Linked DNA regions of Homo sapiens: all the other regions are linked to region 1. Evidence: chromatin contacts called from ENCODE Hi-C or POLR2A ChIA-PET data. All regions are on one chromosome and are shown on one strand. Each heading gives the region's core, a stretch centred on a gene start or an enhancer-like site at or near the end of the contact. The rest is flanking DNA. Distances are from core to core; before and after follow the strand shown. Region 1 has its middle 44 kb from the start of RNU6-1. Region 2 overlaps PIAS1 (protein inhibitor of activated STAT 1). Region 3 holds the start of CLN6 (CLN6 transmembrane ER protein). Region 4 overlaps ITGA11 (integrin subunit alpha 11).

Region 1 (4,598 bases), core at 1,895-4,394:
CCACCATACCAGGCCTCTGCAGTTATTTTTGTTGAGAATTATATAGGGCCCGTTCAATTGTATTTTTCTCAAATTCAAGCCAATCAGAATGGCACCTTTCACCTCAATTTTAACAGATACCAGGAACCAAGATCACCACACACACGCAATATAATGATGAAATTTCATGTTCAAATCACATAACTAAATGCTGATTTGTGAACATTTTTAGATTTTCCTAGGTGATAAAAATGATACAGTCATTAGTTTTTTTCAAGGACAGTCTCCCACTTCTCCTGAGTTGGATGTGCCACCAGCCCACCTTAGAGCCAGCCCTGGGGAAATGCAGAGGGAGACAGAGGGCAAATTCGGTGTTTGTTATAATCATGTGTGATGCTATGTAAGAGCTATCTTTAGCTGTGTACCTCCCTTATTCTTGAGGGGTAGAGTAAGGTGGGGTGACCACCAAAGGAAGCCAGCAGGCTTCGTTCGCCTCCAGGGAATGAGATTCCTTGTCTCCCTCTCTTTCTTACTTTGGCCACTGAAATTTCTCCAAAACTCTTCTTAGGAATAAAGAAAAAATCAAGGGTGCAGATTATGGCAAGAACATAGTTAAGGTATGCAGTTTTGTTTCATTTAATGAGAAAATATAGTGGTTGTGTTAAGAAATTAAATGGCTCACACATTGATCCTCATTGATATATATTGAATGTTGTTTATCAAAAACATTGTGAATTTATTTGGTTTAAAACAAATATCAAACTTCAAATCAAACTTAAGTAGTAAGTCTAATATTAATGGAGATGAACTAGGATTCGAACTGAGCAAGGAGGGGGAAGGGATGGAGGAAGGAGGACTTTTTCTGTTTAAAATCTAAGGAGCCCTGGAACTTACAGAAATTCAGCCCTGTTTTTGGTACTAGGGAGATACAAAGATCAGATCTCTTCTGCCCCTGCTTGTAAGGCAGGAAATTTTCTGTCTACTTAAGTAGATGAGACACAAATCTGCAAAGTCATATAGCAGAACAGGAAGCTACTGTCAAGAGATGTTACAAAGGGGCGGGGGAGAGTAGGGAGTTGAGGTGGCGGGTAAGGATATGCCAAGTGTCAAGTAGATAGTGCAGGAAAGAAATGCACATTTCTCCAAGGGGGTGGTATCCACAATGGGTTGGAATGGCCAGGGAAGCTATTCTCTCCCCTTCCCTTCCTTCCTTCCAGTTCTAGGCATTGGGGGATACAGTGGTGAAGAAAACAGAAAGAAATCCTGCCCTTCTGGAATTTACATTCTAATGGGGGCAAGACAGACAACAAATGAAATAAATACAAATAACAGTGTGTAAGACAGTGATACGTGCTATGGAAAAAATAAAACAGGGAAAAGGAATCAGGACTATTGGGAGAGTGTAATTTAAATATTATGGTCAGGGAAGGCCCCACAGAAAAGGCGACGTGAGTAAAAACTGAAGGAGATGAGGGAGGGAACCATGTCAGTATTCAGAGGAAGAACATTCGGAACAGAGGGAGCAAATATGCAAAGCACTTATTCGGCACCTACTGCATGCCCACATGACAGCAATAGCAATATGTGGCTATTTGCCAAACTGTCTTCATTCGTGAAACATTTAAGCTTACTACAGAAGATAAGAGTTTTTTTCTTTCCCATGAGGTTGAGAATATATGGAGGATGGGTTGCCCAGAAGCAGTGGCAACATTTGCATTAAAAGAAGGCAGCCTTTTAACCCGAGGAGGAGGCTGAGAATCCAATGACTTTTCTGTCATACGATTGAGGGGACAGGAGCCTAGTGATAATGGGACACGGAGCTTCGGCTGCAGAGCTCTCTTTTGTCCACAATTTAGGGCAACTGTCTTGCACTCTGCCTCCATCCTCTGGGTAGACTCAGTGGAGGAAACGTTTCCACAGGCACCAGGCAACCGGGCTCCTGGAAGCAGCAGACCCGGGAGAGGAGAGCAACTCCCCAGCTTGGTGTTAGATATCATCTGAGACTCCTTACACCCTCGCAGCTTAGAAGCTCCTCAGATTACCAGGCAAGGCAAAGTTGATTTTGACAATGTCTGGGGAAGGAAGGGCTGCTCTTCCTGGCTGGCTGGCATAATCAGACTCTGGAGGAGTCGGCCTGCCTATCAAAGGAGGTGAGAGCTAAGTTGTTGCTGCCTTTCCGCTTCAGGATGAATGGATTCCACCCCATTGAACTGGAGTGACCTGGCGCCTGGATTCTTTCATCTCTAAAATGGGAAAAATAATTGTTGCACATATATGGTGTTGAAATTATGGCCCTCAATTGGTGATAATTATCATTACTTAGTATTAATAATTATTATTTGTGAAACTTCTCCCAGAATTGCTGCATGGATTGCAATGTCCAAATAAGCTTATAATGGGGCTTCCAGACACTAGCAGTGAGGCAGTTTCTGTAGAGGTTGAGTGGCGGCTCTTCACCGACTAACTGGGTTTGCGTCCCCCGCCTTTTTGTTTTCCTTTTTTAAAATATATTTTTTAAATATCATGGAGTGTCACTATGTTGCCCAGGTTAGTGTCGAACTCCTGAGCTCAAGGGATCCTCCCACTTTGGCTTCCCAAAGTGCTGGGTTTGCATCCTGGATGGCCTCTTAGGAGCTGTGTGCCCTTGGGCAAGTTGTTTAACCTTCCTGAGCTCCTGCGTCCCTATCTTTAAAGTGAAAATAATAATAGCACGTTTTACTACTTGGAAGGAGGCTGGACCAGGTTTTCTACAGCCAGACCATCTACGCTTTCCAAAGGGCCTGGGCAGCAAGTGAGTATTAGTCTACTAAGAGTGTAATTATGTTATATTAACAGCACCTACCTCCAAAGGTTGCTGCGAGCAGAGAGCACCTCACAGTGCTTTACAGCAGTGCCCGGCTATAACCATCACAGCATTATTATTAATGTGATTAGCCTCATTTTGCAGATGAGGAAATATAGGCCCAGAGAGGTTAAGATACCCCACGCAGGGACCTGCAGCTAGTCGGTGGCAGGGATGGCGCTGGAATCCAGGGGTTCCCTCCAGAACCCCACAGCGGCCCATGCTGAAAACCAGACAACGCCCGCCCCCGCCAGAAGGCACCCTGGGAACGGAAAGCTGGCAGCCTTCCAAGTCCCAGGACGCGCTGGGGCCCAGCCCCCGCTCCGCCCTCCCCCATCCCTGGAACAAAGTACACTTCTGCCGCAGGAACATTCCAGCAAACTGAAGGCATCGCGGGCGCGGCCGCCGCCCCCGCCTCCCCACAGCTGCACGGAGCGTCCACGGCCCCAGGCCGAGCCCCACTGTGCCCCGCTTCCGACCCCGCCCGCCCTGCCGGCTCCCCGTCGCCCGCCGCGTGTGCAGACGCAATCGCACCGGAGGAATTCTCTGGTCTCTTTGCTAACCTCGGGACCCGCAGTTGCAAAGGCTGAGGGACGGGGTGGGCGGAGCAGACGCTGAGGACTGCGGTGCCCTTAGGGGCACGGAGTCGCTTGGCAGCAACCGCTCCTGGGCCCGCTGGTCCCCGGTCCTGGGCAGCCCCCACTGCCCCACTTTACTCCTTTACAGGATAAAGGCATGCTGTTGTTAATAACAAGTAGAACTAGGAGAAAGATCTCTATTAATCCCACCAGGCTGAGACAACTGCTATTAATTCTGGTTATGTCCTTCCTGACTTTTTGTGTACACAAAAAACACAGATGTACATTAACACGAAATATCCTGCGATGATACTGTTTGTTTCTAAATTAACGAACTTTAGTTGTTAGAGCAGTTTTCAGTTAACAGAAATTTGGGAAGCTAGTGCAGCGTTCCCATATAACCTCCCACCGCTCCCTCAGTTTCCCCTGTTATTAATATCTTGCATTTGTCACAATTGATAAACCAGTATTGATATATTAGTATTCACTACATTTCATGGCTTATATTAAGGCTCACTCTTTGTGGCGTGAAGTTCTTTGCGTTTTGACAAATGCATAATGTCGCATATCCACCATTACAGTATCATACAGAACAATTGGCCCAAAAAATCCCCTGTGATCCCCTTGTTCACCTCTCACCCTCTAATCCCATGCAGTCACTGATCTTTTTACTGTTTCTATGGTTTGGCCTTTTCCAGAATGTCATATAGTCGGAATCGTATAGTCTGTTGCCTTTTCAGGCTGGCTTCCTTCACAAAACAATATGCCTCTTAAGATTCCTTCATGTCTTTTTGTGGCTTGATGGCTCATTTCTTATTTATAGCTGAATAATATTCCATAGTACTGACGTACCACAATTTGTTTATCCATTCACCTTTTCAATTGCCTCCAGTTTTTGGCAATTATGCAAAAGATGCTATAAACATTTGTGTGCAGGTTTATTTTACTGCTTTCTGGCTTGCTTTTAAAAATTATTTCAGTCCAGGTGAGGTATGGAGTAAAGAAACAAACAAACAAGTCATGAATGTCATTCAATATAAATGTAGATCTATATCATCATTTTAATGGCTACATAAGATACTATCAGAGTTTATTTAACCAGCCCCAGTTGTACAACATAGATTGCTGTCTTCTTTGATTCTGACCTCATAAACCTGTAACAACTTGGTCTACACTTGATAGTATCTTGTAGTTGTTAA
Region 2 (3,928 bases), core at 68-2,567, 270 kb after region 1:
CTTATTCAGCTATTTTGTTAAAGGTTAGAGTAGTATTTTCTCAACTCAAGAAATTTTAGAATTTGTTTATTCACTGGAGCCTGTTGTGTAGTTCTTAGAGTAGTTCTGATATCTTTGTCATGAGCTATATTTTATAATCTATATTTTACTAATCTTAAAATTAACTTTGTGAAGTCAGTGCACAAACATGGAAGAATATTATTCTACAACTTCATAAAATCAATGTTTAAGGAATTCTGGGAAATGGGAAGGGCATCTTGGCATAAATTTCAAGAAAGTTATTTTAGATTGGTGGTTTATCCAGGAAAAATGTACAGAATTATATCATGGCCTCACCCCCTGCATTTACAAAGTGAAGAGAGCCAGTGGGGTGGTAGAAATAATAATTCTGCCATTAATCAATTATATGACTGTGGACAAGTAACGCTGCTCCTGAGTTTCATCTTCCTCATCTGTAACAAGAAGTTTATGCCGTCTGATTTCTAATGCTTCTGCGAAGTCTGGGTTCATACGTGTGAATTACTGGATGGTTTGTTTTGATACGTTGAATTTGAGATTCAAGGTCTTCAAATGGGGCTGTGCTGACCTCTGTTTTTAAGGGTTAAGGTCAGAGGGTTTGGCCTTTCCAAAGAGGTGAACTAAGTTCTTCGTTTATTCTTTTATTTGTGAGAGCCGGGGGCTGCGTGGATTTAGGAGTGAGGGCTGGGGACTTAGAAACAAAACTTTTATAGGCAGGTGTTAGATAGCTATCCTTTAAGGACTTTTGATGTGAACTGATTAATGAAGCCCATTATCAGATTTGTACTTAGGAACACTCTGGTGGAAAGAACTAAGATAATAGCAGCTTTCCTTTTGTAGCATAGCTATTACCCCTTTCTGTAACTTATTTCTGTGGCAGAGTAAAAGATCCCACTACCCCTGAATATCAATATACCCTTAATAGTTCATTGAAGAATTTTTCTGTATTAAAATGGTCCTTTAAAAATGCAGCTAATCCTGAATCAATGGGAGCACACTTTGGCTAATGCCTCTGTAGGCATGCATTGACAGATGATGGAGACCTAGAAGGGCAGCACTGATTTGGGATCTGCGGGAGTGGTGGCACCATTTGGCAGGGATAAGAAGATGGTAGGGATCCTGAAAGAAAAGACAGACATCTGCCTTGAAGGAGAGTATAAGATAACTTGTCTTCTATCACAATCTTGCTGAAGTTATTCCTGGTCATTCTACTGAGAATCTTCGTATTTGCCTCACAATACTAGAATCTCAGCCAGTCAGAAAGCAAAGAATTATGTGAGCCTGTATGGAAGAGGGAATACCAAGAAATAAGGCAGATGAAGTTATTTTATTTAATAGTAACAGCAACAACAACAATAAGGCCAACTGTCTTTGCTCAAGCTGTTAACTCTTCTCCGCTTGTAGCTATAGCACCACCTGGAGGGAGAGTGGGAACGTGAGTCTGGAATTGAATTATTTTATTTTCTCCGAGAAACCACTATTAGCTACCATTAAGCAGCAAAAACTGTTTAATTCAAAAGCTATTTCTAGTCTGATATACTGATGGATGTGGAGAATAATTGTACACTGGATGAGATTTTTGTGGAAATTGATACCTTACCTTACTTATTGGCCAGGGAAGCCAATGGAATATTAATTTGGATCCCACCAGTAAGAAATTTGTTGTAATTTACTAAAAAACAGGTTATCTACCTTTACCTGTATGCTGCCTGTAAAAAAAAAAAAAAAAAAAAAAACCAAAAACTTTCCCAACAAATTATGTAATTAAAATTCTGTTTACAATAACTTGACAAAAGGAAATGTCAGGTATTTTAAAAGAGTCAAATCAGTTACAAATATGTTCTTTGTAAGTCATTCTTAATAAAATAAGTACTTCTAGCAAAGTTTTAGTAGTCAAGCCAGACACTCTTATGTTCTTGAAAGAATAAAGTTGGTATTATTTAGACTTTTCACAGAGAACTCCATTCTCTGAATCATTTGATTTAGTAGGATTTTGTCTTGCAGTTTCTGCCTTTGTGTAGAGTTGTCCCCTCACAACTATGAAAAACAGTCTTTTACCAACTCTTAATCAAGTTTCTTTCTCCTCTTCCTTCTCCCTTCAGCAGTTATTTCAAGCCTTAGCCATAATCTAATCAAACACTATCCCCCTCTCTCAGCACTCTGCCAATGCATGAAAATTGGGGCTACAAGACATGAATTACCTAAACCACCCATTTCTTCCTTAATCTCAGTGCCACCATAATTACTTTTTTAGCTTATCTACATTTGTGCCCAGTCCTCGCTTTATTTTGTTCAGTGTCAAGAGGAAATCTCCCTTTCCCTGCTTATTCATTTATTCTTTTCATTCAAGAAATTGTGTTAAGAGTCTACTGTGTTCCAGGAACAGGAGAATATAACATTAAACAAGACACATACCATCTCTGCATCCCCCAGAAGTTTGCAGTCTGGTAAGAAAGACAGGCATTAAATAATTGCACAAGTCATTAATGAGTTAAAGTTTTGACATGTGCCTTGAAGAAGATAGACAGGGAACTCTGTAGAGGTACAATAGGGGAACGTAGTCCTCTCTGATACTGTGATACTTAAGGCAAGATTATAAGTATGAGGAGAAGTTAAGCTCCAAGATGGGAACAGAGTATGCCAGGAGAAAAGGCCAGTGCAGCTGGAATAGAGAGAGCCAAGAAGGGCTGGGTGCAGTGGCTCACCCTTGTAATCCCAGCACATTGGAAGGCCGAGGCGGGTAGATCACTTGAGTGAGGTCAGGAGTTCAGACCAGCCTGACCAACATGGTGAAACCCTGTCTCTACTAAAAATACAAAAAAATTATCCTGGCATGGTGGCATGTGCCTGTAGTCCCAGCTACTCGGAAGGCTGAGGCACGAGAATCGCTTGAACCCGGGAGGCAGAAGTTGCAGTGAGCTGAGATCGCACCACTGCACTCCAGCTTGGGCAACAGAGAGAGACACTGTCTTTAAAAAAAAAAAAAAAAAAAGAGAGAGAGAGAGAGAGCGCCAAGAAGGAGGGTGACCAGAGAGTTGGACAGGTATAAGTTGACATAGACGATATGAAGATAGATGATAGAAAACCATTAAAAGATTTTTAAGCAGAGGAGTAAATGACACGATTACATTTAGACAATCTGATTCTCACTTTGAAGACGAATCAAAGGAAGGCAAGGCTAATGCAGTGAGGCCAGTTGAGAACCTGTTTGTAATAGTATACGTAAGAGATGATAATGTCTTGAACTAAGGTGATAGTGGTAGATAGAAGTTGACAGTTTTGAGAAGCATTGAAATGGCATTGACTGTGTGTGTGGAGTGATGAGTCCAAGGAGGAGTGCTAAGCTTCTTACTCAAGCACTAGGTAACATGGTAATGCCATTTACTGAAACAGAAAACTGTGTTGAAAAGATCAGATTGCAGGGGGGAGATCAGAGTGGACTGTTAGACTTGTGGTGTTTGAGATGGGATGAGACATCCAGGTAGAGATGCTTGGTAACAGTATTATGAGACCTGGCTCCCTCATATATCTGCTCTTTGTCCTGTGTTTTCAGTTCCTCTCTGTCTGCAGGCTTTTTCTGTCACTCTGTGCTGTCAAGACTCTTTTATCTTTTAAAAAATAGGAAAACAAGCTCCTCTATGGATAGAGCTCTGTGTTCCTCCCATTGTTCTCATCCGAATTTTTGTGAGAGTAGTCTACACTTGCTCTTTTTACCTCCTCACTGCATCTCATTATGGTCTTTAACCCTCTATCATTCCACTGAAATTGCTCTTTCAGATGTCACAAATGATGATCTGATTGCTAAATTTAAAGTGTATATTTTCAGTTTTCATCCTGAATACTTCTGCTGCATTTGATATGAACCACTTTCTCCTTGAAATTCTCTCCTTTCTTCTCTGACCATATCTTC
Region 3 (4,131 bases), core at 318-2,817, 350 kb after region 1:
GTTTCTAAGTGAAAACGGACACAGTCCGCAGCTGCTCAGCCCGCATGTCCGCAGCAGCAGAAACGAGCCATCCCTCACCTCAGCCCAAGCGCTCAGACTTCTCCCTTCATCCAGGTCGTACCAAAAACTTCCTAACAAGGACTTTGCGCATGCTAGTGCTCAGAAACTTCTCACGACTCCCCAGTGCCTATGGGATAAAGACTGTGTCCTTAACCTGTCACCTAGGACAGGAACTAGGGTGAGACAAGCAAGGCCTCCAAGGCCCAACATTTGAGGCGGCACTCACGGTCACGGCAGTGCGCCTACCCCTAAGTTTTGCAATCTAGGTCCTCAACTCGAGTCCTAGACTTGCTGCAATTAAAGGCCCTTCACAATCAGTCTGCATCCTCCTGTCACTTTCTTTTACAGCCGGAAAGCTCCAGCACCACTAAACTCCTTGCCCTTCCCCACTGTTTCCCTGGATGGAACAGCCTGTCTTCCCTGGGTCCCCTACCAAGTCCTCTGAGACTCAGCTCAAGTGCCACTTCCTCCATGAAGCCCTCCAAGATGACCGCTCACTCCCACTTGGGCTCTGTCTCTCCTGATCCCTACAGGACCGTAAGCCTCTCCCACCTTCACCCTGCCTACCCCCTTACTGCCTGGCACAGCGCTGGGCATACCACAGGCGCTTAAAGAATGCCTGCTGAATGCAGTGAATGTTTCTGGTCAGTAAAACGGGACGAAGGTAGAATGGAGCTCTGCTCGCCCAACGAGATAAACCAAAAACTGAGAAGGGCTCCTCATTCATTCTCTGGACGGCAGCTTCCGCCCTTCCCCGCTGTCTCTTCCATTACATTCGCACATTCTTGGGTGCCCCAGGTCAAGCAGACAGCCTCCTGATAAATGACAGAATCAAGTCCTACTCAGGGCTGGAGGGACCCCGAGAACGCGGAGGTGGCGCCCGGAACTTGCGGATAAGTTGGGGGTCCGAGTGACGAGGTGTGTGTACCCACCGCCCTGGGGAGCTCTCCCAGCGCAGCGGCTGTCCCGGCGCCAGCCCGGGTCGCTGGAACGCGGGAAGGGAGGAAAACCCCAAACTTCGGGCGGGCGCTCCTCCCACCCGAGCAACGGCGAAGCGGGGAGGCCGAGCCCCGCTGGGCCCCAGGCTCCCCAGACAGAGAAGGAAACGCGGGGGCACCGCCGCCACGGTAGCGCGCCTCCAAGCCCCCCGCGCTCCGCTCCGCCCCGGCCAGCGCCGCACACGAGGTTCCCGCCCGGCAGCCCTAGGAGCGTCACGTGGCGGGTCCCGAGGCCCCAGCGCACAGGCGCCTAGCCCGCCCTCTCACCCCGGCGCGCGCCCACCTGGCCTGCAGGAAGGAGGCGCCCAGCTGCGCGCCTGGGCCGCCCGTCGCTCCCAGGTGCTGCCGCCTCCGCGTCGCCTCCATGGCTGCCCCGCAGGCCCCTCGGCCCTGCCTTTCCGAGGAAGAGACCGGTTCAGCTCGGCTGCCCCGGCGGAGGCCGCCGCAAATTCCCAGCGCGGGGCGGTTCGGGGCGGGCCGGCGAGAGCGCGCGGCCCTCGGGAGGAACAGGCGGGGCTGCGGACCCGGGGCGGGGCGGAGCGGAGCGGAGCGGAGCGGAGGGAGGCGGGGCGGAGGGAGACGGGGCGGGCTCCGCTAGGGGAGGGCCGGGCGCTGCGAGTGTGGCGTCCTCGCGGGGCGGGGGCTGCTGGCCTGTCCGGGCTGCGCGCGTGACCACCAGCGGGCTGGGATGTGTTAGGGTCCCTTGCCTGCCTGGGTACGGGAATCTCTGTCTAGGGTGACTGAGGCCTGGGTGTTGGGCTGGGGCGGGGTAGCGACCTGGAGATAGACTAAGCTGATTTAAATGCTCCCCGGGGCAGAGGGTTCTGTGGGATTTCCCTTGTTCTTACGGGTGGAGGAGAGGAGGCAGGACTGGAGACCTGCACGTGTAGCACCCGCGTGGTGCAGCACGTGGGTTGCAGATGTTCTAGTGAGGGGCTGGCGGTGACAGTGGGAAGGAGCGAGTTGGTGACATCTAGAGTCGTGTGAGAGGTATGGTGACTGGGACTCTGGATGTGGGGGGTGAGGGGAGAAGAGTTCAGGCAGTGGCCGGATTCTGCCCCTGGGTGGATAGTGGAGGCACCCCCCGGGAAGTGGGCTAGAGCAGATTTCGTGTAAATAAAGATTCATCTTTGAACGCATTAAGCTTGAGGTGGGTCAGGAAGGCTGTTGGACCGGTGGTCTGAAGCTGAGGCGAGACCTGGGAACCCAGTGGACAGGCTCGTGAGTCACCGGAGCATACAAGACAGACAGAACCTAAGGGGACAGCATCCTCAAGTGAAAAACAGAACCAAAGGTCAAACCTGAGAACAGCCTGCAGGGCAGATTGCCAGGACTTCATTAGTGGTACCACTTTGAACTAGCTGTGATGCGGGCAAATGGCTCAACCCCTCACAGCTTCAGTTTACTCATCTGTAACAAGAAGATGCCTATTGCATCTACTACATTGGAGTTGTGATGACTATATGAAACTCTTAGCAGAGAGCCCAGCACTGGTGGACTAAGTTATTTACAATAGCCCGTCTCGAGACCTGAGGTTTCCCTCCACAGAAAGGTTACCTTCCACACCACTGTCAATGTCACAAACTCTCTCCTCCCCACGGTCACTGTCAGCAGCCCAGGCCGCTAACTAGAACAACTGCAACCAACTCCCATTCTCCCCACCACCCCCGTGCTACACCAGGCGCACACGACATGTGCAGGTCTCCAGTCCTGTCTCCTCTCACCCAGCCCTCAAGCCGCTGCAGAAGGGATGTGCCTCTTGGAAGGGATGTGCCTCAGATGCAAATGCAATGTGCCATTCCCCTGCCCAGTATCCTTGGTCTGCTTCCCAGACCATGAGGGGTCTGAGCTATGCCTATTTCCATTCTATTTTCTTTCCTGTCTTTCTTCTTGGGAGATGTTTATTGGATTTATTTCTTTCCCCTTTGGTCAGAACCTGCATGTCCTTTCTTGGCTGTGGGAGGCTAGGACTGCCTGCCTGGGAGTCATTTTCCATCAGCCCCATCCTGGGCTCTAGCAGCCCACAGGCCACACCTCAATCCCCCCCCTCCGCCCCTGGTCCCCTGAAGAACACATTTGCTTTAAAGCTTTCCTTGTTTCATTTGATCCACACACACCAGGTCGTAAGGAGAACAGGTGATTGTCTCTGTTTTGTAGCAGAGAAAAACCTAGGCCCTGAGCTGAAGTACTGTGCCCAAGGGTCAGCCAAGGACAGCACTCAGACGGGGCCCCAGATTTAATTCTGGTGAATCTGATCTACACATCGATCTCGGTATACACCAGAGAAGAAGGATTGAGGCTTCCCGCTCTGACCCCAATTTCTTATCCTCTGCAGGCTTTGCAAGCCTGCTGGGCTCCAGAGGGAGGGGCATGCAGTGCCCATGATGTCATCATCGATTTAATAACACTCAGAGGTGGGCTTCCAGCCATCAGAGGATGAGGCCGTGTGGAGGGAGCCTCTCTAGCTCATTTAATCCTCCAATCTCTTAAATACAAACACATCTGCCTTTTTTCTGGAGTCCGCTGCTACCCCTTGAGGGGAGGGGAGTCCAACCTGGCAGGGGGCTGGGCCTTTCTGAATGAACAAGATGAGAATTCTCCCTGTCCGGTGGGATTATCAGCCCCCTCTCTTTCCCATCCCACCAGGACACTTTAAAAACACCATCTTCATTAGCTCTTTAAATTGCATGGAAATTTGGGGGAGGAGGATAGAGTAAAGCTGAGGGGTACACATTTGCAGGATCTTGTTTGTGATTATCTGAGAACATGGGCCCTGCACATCAGAAGGGAGTCTAGTCTCAGCTCTCTGAGCTGCAATTTCAGTGGCCAGCATCAAGAAATCTTTCAGCTGAGAAGGTCCTTTGGTATTATGCATCTTGGTGGTTTTGACTTTTCTTTTAGTAGAGGTTCCCACTACTTTTCAATTATAGCTGTATCCGATATTTTTTTTTTTTTTTGAGACGGAGTCTTGCTCTGTCGCCCAGGCTGGAGTGCAATGGCACGATCTCGGCTTGCTGCAACCTCTGCCTCCCTGGTTCAAGTGATTCTCCTGCCTCACCCTCCCAAGTAGCTG
Region 4 (4,199 bases), core at 1,295-3,794, 410 kb after region 1:
TATTTACTTTAAATATGGTACTTTTGTATCCAAAGTTTACATTTTTCTATAGTCAAATTTATCACAATTTAAAAAAATGGATTCTGAGTTTTAGATCCTGCTTGTAAGGCTGTCTCTATTCCAAGTCATACTTTTTTTTTTTTTCCCCCATGATCTATTTGAAAAAGACACTTTTATGGCTTCCCTTCCCTTCTTTCTCCTTCTCTTCTTTGGTTTAAAATGTTGATTTTCCTATAATTTGTTTGGTTTTTGTTTGTTTGTTTTTTGAGACAGGGTTTCATTCTGTCACCCAGGCTGGAGTGCAGTGGTGCCATCATGGCTTACTGTCGCCTTGATCTTCCGGGCTCAAGTGATCCTCTCACCTCAGCCTCCCAAGTAGCTGGGACTACAGGTATGTGCCACCATGCCCAGCTAATTCTTTTTATTTTGGTATTTTTTGTAGAGATGGGGTTTTGCCATGATGCCTAGGCTGGTCTTGAACTCCTGGGTTCAAGCAGTCCTCCCACCTCAGCCTCTCAAAGTGTTGGGATTACAGATGTGAGCCACCACACCTGGCCTTGGACTAGTATTTCTTCATTTGTCTTTTTTAAGTGGGGAGGTGGGAGTGGCTAACTTTTTTCATTATTACGTGTTTATTTTTCCAGATGAAGTTTGGTGTAATTTTATCATGTTAAGAGATTATTTCGTTTAGCATTGAATTAATAGATTTAGGGACATCTGTACAGTTCTGCACTTCTGAGCTTTTTTTTTTTTTTTTTTTTTATCCAAAAGAAAGCTATGTCTGGTTAGGTAAATCATACACCTGTATCCAGAGTTTTGTTTTGTTTTTTTTTTTAGGTTTTTCTTTTTAATGAAGGTCTTACAACTATTTTCCTTTTATTACCACTACGTACTTCTAAATATTAATGTTTTTACAAAAGCACTGTAATGGTTTTTTTTGTTTTTAAAGAAATAAATTTTCAGTTACTTCTTTTGGATGTCCCAGATACACTAATCGTTTGCAAGTAACAATAATATGGCATTCTCATTTCCAGCCTTCACATCTCAGGAGAGTATTAAAGGGTGGTATTGGAGCACACCCTCAGGACATGTTTGTTTTCAAATTTAGATTCTCTGTGGCCATTCCAGCCTCTATAGAGATCTGAAAAAAACATTTAGTGCCACCCTCTCATTTTATAGTTCAGGACACAAGCCCAGAAAGGCCACACAAGGACTATGTGTGTCGTAACTGAGAGTAGGCTCTGGGTCTCTTGACCCACTGAACAGTGCTCTTTCACTGTGAGATGCCAGTACTAGGGAAGCTCACCTTCAGATCTCTGCTAGGTCACTCCCTGGCTGCAATAACCTAGTGAGACTGCGGAAATCATCCAGACAGGTTTTAAAACATTTTTTTCTTTGTTTCAAGTAATGTCTGCTGTATATGACAGATCACCAAAGAAAATACTGGCAGTAGTGTATTCCTTCAGATACTTGACCTAGAAAATTTCAGTATGAGAGAGGCAAATTTTAGGTGGTTCACAAAACCTTAGCTTGTTGGCAAGTTTAGACAAAATTATATTTTCTAATTTGCCTGTGCTTTAGAAATTTGGTGTGCTCAGTCCATCAGAGGGGCGGACTGGGGTTTTGCTTTTGCCTTAATCAATGGCAAGATACTCTTGCATGTTGGCGCTTATTGAACACCTACTGTATTTCAGGCACTGCACCACAGATATGCATACAAAAATAAGAGAGACCAGTGTGGGCAACAAAGTGAGACCCCCTCTCTGCACAAAATTAAAAAAAAAATTAGCTGGGCATGGTGGTGCATGTCTGTAGTCCCAGCTACTCAAGAGGCTGAGGTGGGAGGATCACTGAAGTCCAGGAGGTCGAGGCTGCAGGGAGCTGTGATTGTGCCGCTGCACTCTAGCCTGGGTGACAGAGCAAGACCCTGTCTCAAAAATAAAAATAAGAAAGATGGACTCTGTCCTTGATAAGCTTGTTCTCCATTTAGATGCATCTATTTGAAATTTGATTTTCTGTATTTCCTCTAATTTTCCAAATAAAAAAATTTTTTGACTCTGACTTGGGCCACCTTCTGAAAACATTTCAGACACATCACTAAGTTGTTGCACATCTTTTTTAATGCAGGGCCAGGGAGATAATCCAGGAGTTTGAGACCAGCCTGGGCAACATGGCGAGACCCTGTCTCTACAAAAAATACTAAAATTAGCTGAGTGTGGTGTGTGCCTGTAGTCCCAGCTACTTGGGAAACTGAGGTGGGATTGCTTGAGCCCGGGAGGCAGAGGCTGCCGTGAGCTGTGATGGTGCCGCTGCACTCTAGCCTGGGCAACAGAGTGAGACACTGTCTCAAAACAAACCATGCAAAGCTGATTAGAAAGGGTAAGTCCCTCAAGGATAGTGCCCATCCTTTAAAAATAACTTTCTGCTTGTACTCTACTTTGGACCTGGTAAGTTTGCTAGGTACGGCTTAGCATACATCTTATTGAAAAGTTTTAGTGTCCAGGTGCAAGGCTTACAATTCCCTCCTCATGCTAAATCAGCAAGGCTCCGTTCCTGTTTCAGTTTCAGTTTTGGAACATGCTGTCCTATTTTAGCATGATGTTGAAACTAATAGAATAGACAGTGACACAAAAGCACTGTGCAGATTTTAACGTGGCCAGTTAGGCCTGGCTGTCCTTTGAGAAGAACCTAGTTGATGTTAATATTAACATAAAGATAGTAGGGGAGTTTTTTTTTTTTTTAAATTATAAGAAGGAGTGCAGGATAAAAGGCTGGAACCACATTAGCCGAAGGTAAAAGCAAAGACTGGTGTGGTGTTGAATAAAAACAGGGGACCATTCATACTAATGGCTGTATTTAAGTCACCCAAGGCACATTTGGGTGGTGAGGAGACTGCTTCGTGGTGGTGAGGCATGGGTGCAGTGAGTTGTTATGCCAGGAAAGGAGCACGATTAAGCCAGCGGTCTCCATTAGAGGCTGCTTGGCATCCTGGGATTGAAGCCAGGGGACTGACTCAAGTCTAATGTCTTATTCTCAGACAGTATTGATGCTAAAACCTTTTGAATACTGACGGAGGTAGGAATTTATCTTGTGAAGACCTCTAGGGATGGAAAGGTCCACACTGTCTCCTAGAAGCTCTTCCACATGTCCCTAGGCAGAGCTATTCCATAGTGTCTCCATTGTGTTTGCATTAGCACTTTGCCCTTTCCACCTAGATACCTGTCATGTCAAGAAACCATCACCTTCCTTAACAAAAGTAAAACCCAGAAACTCCACTGGGGTTTTTGCTGATTTTCTTTGCTGGCTGCCATCAAGATAGTCCCCAGCACAGTTGAAGGGCATCTAAAGACAGGCCTGACAGTTTAAGAAACTGACATTGAAGATTAGAGAATAGCAGAATATTATAGCTATTATGTAATATTAAATCCAGATGGCTGTTCTACAAGTTTAATGTGCTTAGAATTACCTCACAGAGCTTGGATCCATGAAGTCTGAGGAGGAACTTAGGAGTCTGTGGTCTGACTGAGGCAGTCCTGGGACCACTCTTTGAGAAGCGCAGCGCTGCAGAGATCATCTGCTTTATGAGGCACAGTGGGCTTGGGCACAACCCCCTCTTTCTTCATCTTACAGCCTGGATATTCACTTACCTGTTGATTGCAACTCTCAGCCATTAGAGTCATCTGGGGAAGTTGGAAACAAACTTGGCCCCTCTCCCAACCAATGAAATTGGGATCCATAGTGGGTAGGGCCCTTGCAGTGGTCACTTTTAAAGCTCCCGTGGTTCAAAGGTGCAGCCAGGATTGAGAAACACTGCGTTAGCATAGACTTTGCTCCCTATAAGATGCATCTTTGTTTGCTCTACCAGGCACTCTTAAGGCTCATCTTGGGTATTTATACTTCAGGGTAAATAGATTCAGAAAGGGAAACTTGATAACAAATTGAGAGGCTAAGGGCCTTGATACAACTCTCAGTTTGTCCACCTTTTGACCACTTAGTTGGTCTTGGTGTAGGTCTGGGGAAGGGTGTGAAGGACTGTGGAGTTCTGGAATAAGGGCTGCTTGCCTCTGACCGAGAGTCCAGAGGTTGCAATTCAGTGACCTCTGGGCTGCATCTGACCAGCAGGTACATTCTGTTTGGCCTGCAGTGTGGTCACAGGTGGCAGTTTTTAAAAATATGAATGCCAGCCTCTAAAAATCAGA

What was found. A loop is a pair of places that touch in the nucleus more often than their neighbours do. ChIA-PET counts read pairs that join two places held with the same protein, here RNA polymerase II (POLR2A). Pooled maps may share reads with other maps.
Region 2: a map of GM11168 shows a loop between it and region 1 (2.0-fold over the local background). The contact joins two enhancer-like sites. A Hi-C loop is called at or near these places in 2 of 168 maps with a recorded cell type or tissue (GM11168 and ovary), 1 of 37 single-sample maps with no recorded cell type and 3 of 50 pooled maps. POLR2A ChIA-PET finds 5 or more read pairs at or near these places in 4 of 52 experiments (H1, HCT116, HepG2 and 1 more).
Region 3: a pooled map shows a loop between it and region 1 (2.5-fold over the local background). The contact joins the promoter of CLN6 here to the enhancer-like site in region 1. A Hi-C loop is called at or near these places in 4 of 50 pooled maps. POLR2A ChIA-PET finds 5 or more read pairs at or near these places in 4 of 52 experiments (B cell, HCT116, MCF 10A and 1 more).
Region 4: a loop to region 1 is called in a map of naive thymus-derived CD4-positive, alpha-beta T cell, with 3 times the contacts of the local background. The contact joins two enhancer-like sites. A Hi-C loop is called at or near these places in 1 of 168 maps with a recorded cell type or tissue (naive thymus-derived CD4-positive, alpha-beta T cell). POLR2A ChIA-PET finds 5 or more read pairs at or near these places in 2 of 52 experiments (Panc1 and activated CD4-positive, alpha-beta T cell).

What each region holds. Positions count from the first base shown.
Region 1 is chr15:67,881,572-67,886,169 of GRCh38, forward strand. No RefSeq gene overlaps it. Among named protein-coding and RNA genes, the nearest start is that of RNU6-1, 44 kb to the left of the region's middle. RefSeq lists a cis regulatory region at 750-1,250. Within about 2 kb of position 3,145, at least 26 of the 41 ENCODE cell types and tissues checked have a DNase peak (open chromatin) inside an H3K27ac peak, as active enhancers do.
Region 2 is chr15:68,153,719-68,157,646 of GRCh38, forward strand. The region is part of intron 7 of PIAS1 (protein inhibitor of activated STAT 1); the gene reads left to right. Among named protein-coding and RNA genes, the nearest start is that of CALML4, 50 kb to the right of the region's middle. Within about 2 kb of position 1,318, at least 2 of the 41 ENCODE cell types and tissues checked have a DNase peak (open chromatin) inside an H3K27ac peak, as active enhancers do.
Region 3 is chr15:68,228,161-68,232,291 of GRCh38, forward strand. CLN6 (CLN6 transmembrane ER protein) reads right to left here and starts at 1,568. Exons shown (of 7, transcript NM_017882.3): 1 at 1,342-1,568. The coding sequence starts at 1,424. RefSeq lists enhancers at 853-922, 953-1,032, 2,263-2,312 and silencers at 1,073-1,662, 1,432-1,611.
Region 4 is chr15:68,296,692-68,300,890 of GRCh38, forward strand. ITGA11 (integrin subunit alpha 11) reads right to left here. Exons shown (of 30, transcript NM_001004439.2): 30 at 1-4,199. Among named protein-coding and RNA genes, the nearest start is that of FEM1B, 21 kb to the left of the region's middle. Within about 2 kb of position 2,545, at least 14 of the 41 ENCODE cell types and tissues checked have a DNase peak (open chromatin) inside an H3K27ac peak, as active enhancers do.